2 separate regions of the Homo sapiens genome follow, and region 1 is linked to region 2. A link is an interaction called in ENCODE POLR2A ChIA-PET data of the cell type or tissue named here. Cell type or tissue: Panc1. All regions are shown on one strand.

Region 1 (2,500 bases), 560 kb after region 2:
TTTCTTAATTTCATTTTCTAATTGTTCATTGCTAGTGTGTAAGAAAACTAGATTTTTATATGTTGATTTTGTATACTGCAACTACTGAAATCATTTATTAGCTCTAATAGATTTTTGGAGAATTCTTTAATATTTTCTATGTGAAAGATGATGTCATCTGTGAATATAGATATTTTTACTCCTTCTTTTTTGATTTGGATGCCTTTTGTTTCTTTTTCTTGTCTAACTGACTTGGCTATCAATTTCAGTACAACGTTGAATATAAGTGTCAAGATAAGACATCCTTTTCTTGTTCCTGATATTACGGGAAGAGCTTTCAGTCTTTTACCAGTATGATTTTTTCATACTTTCATTATTTTTTTCATTAATGCCCTTTAATTAGTTTGGAAGTTCCTTTCTATTTCCAGTTTGTTGAGTGTTTTAAAAATCATAAACATATACTGGATTTTTTCAAATGCTTTTTCTGTGTCAATTGAGGTAATCATGTCAGGGGTGTTTCCCCCTCTTTGTTCTGTTACTATGGTGTGTGTATTGGTTCAAATACTATCCCCCCAAAATTTATCCACTCAGAACCTCAGAATGTGACCTAATTTTGAGTATGGTCTTTGCAGATATAATTAGTTAGGGATCAAGATGAGATCATACTTAGTTAAGGTGTCCTTATAAGAAGAGGAGAGGACACACAGAGATGGAGATGTGGGCTGTGTGAAGACAGCCAGACATTGGAGTGATGGCTAAGAATGCCAAAGATTGCTGGGAGCCACCAAAAGTAGGGAAATATTTCTTCTCTATTGCCTTCAGTGGGAGCAAGACCATGCCAACAACTTGATTTCAGACTTCTAGCCTCCAGAACTATAAAACAGTACATTTTTATTGTTTTAAGCCATTCAATGTGTGGTAATTCATTTCACCAGAAACTAATACAGTATATTACATTGGTTTTCCTGTTTTAATTTACCGTTGCATTCCTGGGACAAATCCCACTTGGTCATGGTGTATAATTCAGTATGCTGCTGGATTGAATTTGCTAGTATTTTTTTTATAGATTTTTTGCATTTATATTCATAAGGGATATTGGTTTGTAGTTTTCTTCTGATGTCTTTGGCTTTGGAATTAGGACAATACTTTCCTCATAGAATTAGTTAGGAAATAATCTCCTTTGATGTTTTGGAAGAGATTGAGACATACTAGTTTTAGAAAGATAAGCTCTTTTTTAAGTATTTGGTAGAGTTCACTAGTGCAACCATCTGGTCCTGAGCTTTTCTTTTTGAAAGTTTTTTTGATTACTGATTTGATTCCCTCTTTTAAAGCTCTATTGAGTTTTTTTTTTATTTCTTCTTGAATAAGTTTTCGTAGTTTGATTCTAGGAATTTGACTATGTCATCTAGTATACATAATTTGTAATTGTTTATAGCGTTCTCTCATAACCCCTTTTACTTCTATAAGATTGACAGTATTGTCCCTACTTCCATTCCTTATTTTAGTAATTTGAGTCTTTTCTCCTTTTTCCTTGATCAGTCTAGCTAAAAGTTTATTAATTTTGATTTTTTCAAAGAACAAACTTTAGGTTCCATAGATTCCATTGTTTTCGTGTTCTCAATTTCATTTGTTTTTGTTCTCATCTCTTATTTTCTTCCTTCTGCTGGCCGTGGATTTAGCTTTTTAGTTTTCTCTTCTTGTTTTAGTTCCTCAAAGTATAAAGTTAGGTTATTAGTTTGAGAGCTTTCTTTTTTAAAATGTAGGCATCTCCAAATATAAATTCCCCACTGAGGGCTTTTGCTTTCGCTACACTTAACAAGTTTTGTTATTGTTGTGTTTTCATTTTCACTCATTTTAAAATATTTTAAAATTCATCTTCAAAATATTTCCCTAGTGATTTCTTCTTTGATTCATCTGCTGTTTAAAGAGTGTATTGTTTTATTTCTACATAGTATTTGTGAATTCTCCAGATTTTCTTGTTGTTGATTTTTAATTTCATTCCATTGTAGTCGAGATACTTTTTCAACTTTTAAAATTTATTGAGACCAGATTTGTGGCATAACATTGGTCTGTTTTGCACAATGTTCTGTGTACACTTAAGAAGGTGTATTCTCCTTTGGGTGGAGTATGCTACATATTTCTTTAGGTCTAATTGCTTTATAGTGTTATTCTGAACGTTTCTGTGAGGATGTTTTTGGGTGAGATCAGCATTTAAATCAGTGGACTTAAAGCAGATTGCCTTCTCTAATGTGAATGGGTTTCATCCAATGAATTGAAGTCCTAGATGGAAAGACTCACCTACCCCAGCAAAGGGAAATTCTGATGCAGACAGCCTTTGAACTTGAACTGCAGTGGCAGTTATCTCCCTGGGTCTTTAGTGTGATGGCTTTCGGACTTGAACTCATCAGCTCTTCCCTTCCCTGGTCTCCAGTCTGCTGGCCCACCCTACAAGTTTGGACTTGCCCCCACAACCATGTGAACCAATTCTTGAAAGTAAATCTTTATATACACACACATCCTA
Region 2 (2,500 bases):
ATGCAGCTACACACCCTACAGTGCATGAGACAGCCTCCCACAGCCAAGAACCATCTGGCCCACAAGGTCAGTTGTGCTCAGGCTGAGAAACTAACAGGCCTTAGGGAAGCTGAACAGTGAAGATCAGTCGTGGCAGCTGTGGAGCCAGATGCTTGCATTCAAATCTCAGCTCTACTGATTAGTAGGTGTCTGATCACGGGCAAGTTACTTGCCACTTAGAGGAGCCCAGGCAGGTCTTGGTGTATAAGAGGTTGGCACTTAGTAAACGGTAGGGAGTCTCCAAGCTCATCCATGAATCAGCTCAGATGGCCACACCCTGGGAGTATGTGGAAGCTTACCTGCAAGCCCTGGACACTGGGTCAGAAGCCTTTATGTAAAGTAGTTATGATCACAGTTGTCATAATGGGGCTCTTACGAAGGCAAGGCACCATGCAAAGTGTTTCACATATGTTGACTCATGTTACCTTCAGAAACCCTGCCAAGTAGGGCTTCTATTTCTAAACAGGGGGAATAAATGGGGGAAACAGGGACTCAGAGAGGTTGAGAGTGTCCTAGGCACTGGGAATACGTGGAAGAATAAGGCTCATCTGTGTTCTCTAGGACCTCAGTCTAGTTAAGGAGACAGGAAAATAAACCACTACTATTAACATTACAACAGTGAGTGTCATTTCCACTCAGCCTTGTCTGACATGTCTTCAACAAATAACTGATGAGCATCTACTACGGGCCAGGCCCTGTCTTGGTCACCCGAGTTCCTGCCCTCGAGTAGTTCACAGTCTAGTGGGCAAGACAGATTATATGATGCCCAAGCGATGCGTGCCCACCAGCAGCTGTGTGACTTTGCATTTCCCAAGCACCAGATACTTACAGGCTTTGGCTCATTTAATCTAAAAATGTATCATGATGAGACATTATTGCTAGGCTCATTTTGTAGTTTGGGAACTGAGGTTGTAAAAGATTAAATAACTTGCCCAAAGTCTTACAACTGGTTTGTGGTGGAGCTAAGTTTGGGCCCCTGAACTTTTATACCCCAGTGTTCAAAGTCTTAACCCCTCCAATGGATGCCTGTCCTGTTCTGCTGGGAGACCCTGCTCATGCTGCACCCAGCGGCTCACCTGCCACCCGAAGTCTGTTTGCTCCAGATGTCCCTTTGAACTCCATCCTTCTGGAAGTGACTGGCAATCAGCCCTGGGTCTGCTTAACACTGGGGAGAGGTGCTGTTGCAAGGTCCAAAGGCTGTGAGATCCTAAGAGATGGCAGCCAGAAGCTTGCTCCTGTGGGGCCCAGACGCACGATAGACATCTCCTGGGGCACTTCCTACCCATCCAGACAGGATGTCCTTGCACTGATGTGATCTTTAATGAGGAAAATAGGGGTTCAATCTGTTCTCTGAGGGAGGCTGTGGGAATGTGTGAACCAAACAAGAGGAAGAGGAAACTCGAAATGACAGTCTCATAAAAGGTGCTCTCTGCAGGAAGCCAGGGAGGCTAATTTGCCTTCCCCAGTTTCCTTTTTCAAATGTCCTTCAATGAAACCCAGTCAAATGGATCCAGGGAACTCATCTTTTCACAAAATACAGACCAGGGGATCCCGCCGTCCTGGAAACAGACCCCAGGGCCACACACAAGTTGTTGCTGGGCACCAGCATCCCCCTGAAGCCCCAGTGTTGCCTGCACACAGAAGAATTAGCAAGTCCTGCACATTTATGTTCAACTCTTTTTGGATTCTATTCATTCCACAAACAGTTATTGAGCATCTCTCGGGTGCGAGGCACCCCACAGCAACCTGAAGACACAGTGGTGAGGCAAGGTGGTGTCTGTCCTCAGGGGGCACACTGAATGGAAGCTATTTTCAGGGCTCCTGTTATTCTGGGGGCTTGGTCTTTTGCCTCCAGCAATAGGCAGTGCTTTTAGAGGAGCTAAAGAACGGGTACACCTAGCTAGGACGTGGAACGTTCTGCAATGAGAGTGTCAGGCAGGTCTCTACATTCAGCTGCTGGGTTCCCACAAAGACTCTCAGAGTCGGTGGCCATTGGCCAGACAGGATTTTCACTAGTGGAGTTGGAGAAGTTCTTTCAGTGAAGAAAAATTCTCAGGCTGATATCATGAAGACTGATGGAAACTTGGGAAACTTGGCACACTCTGGTGTCAATATGAGCTCCACAAATCATGGATGAAATACAGTTTTAAATGGGGCTGGAGCTGAGTTGCCTCCCAATCATTCATTCCTTCACTCACTCATTCATTCAAAAAATGTGTTGTATGCCTGGCACCATGCCAAGTGCTTGACGTGGGCTATCTCACTGAAGCTGCAGAGCATCTCATGAGGTGGTATTTTTAGTGCCACATTGCACAGATATAGAAACTGAAGCCCAGAGAGAGGAAGGATGTTACCCAAGGTTGCACAGCCAGAAAGTAGTGAGCAGAATTAGGTCAAACCCTGACTCTGCCACCTTCAGCGGTGTGACCTTGGAATAAGATAACTTTACAGGGTCTTTTTC

The links. ChIA-PET counts read pairs that join two places held together with the same protein. Peaks named below come from ENCODE experiments on the same cell type or tissue, not always from the same donor. Only the 100,000 strongest peaks of a DNase experiment are listed, where the experiment ranks them.
Region 1: POLR2A ChIA-PET joins it to region 2 with 11 read pairs; 2 of 35 experiments call an interaction of 5 or more read pairs at or near these places.

Annotation. Positions count from the first base shown.
Region 1 is chr5:169,605,723-169,608,222 of GRCh38, reverse strand. No RefSeq gene overlaps it. Among named protein-coding and RNA genes, the nearest start is that of SPDL1, 23 kb to the right of the region's middle. In Panc1, no CTCF peak of the experiment used is centred here; no DNase peak of the experiment used is centred here; H3K27ac peaks cover 1,102 bases.
Region 2 is chr5:170,168,010-170,170,509 of GRCh38, reverse strand. No RefSeq gene overlaps it. Among named protein-coding and RNA genes, the nearest start is that of LINC01187, 30 kb to the left of the region's middle. In Panc1, no CTCF peak of the experiment used is centred here; no DNase peak of the experiment used is centred here; H3K27ac peaks cover 2,500 bases.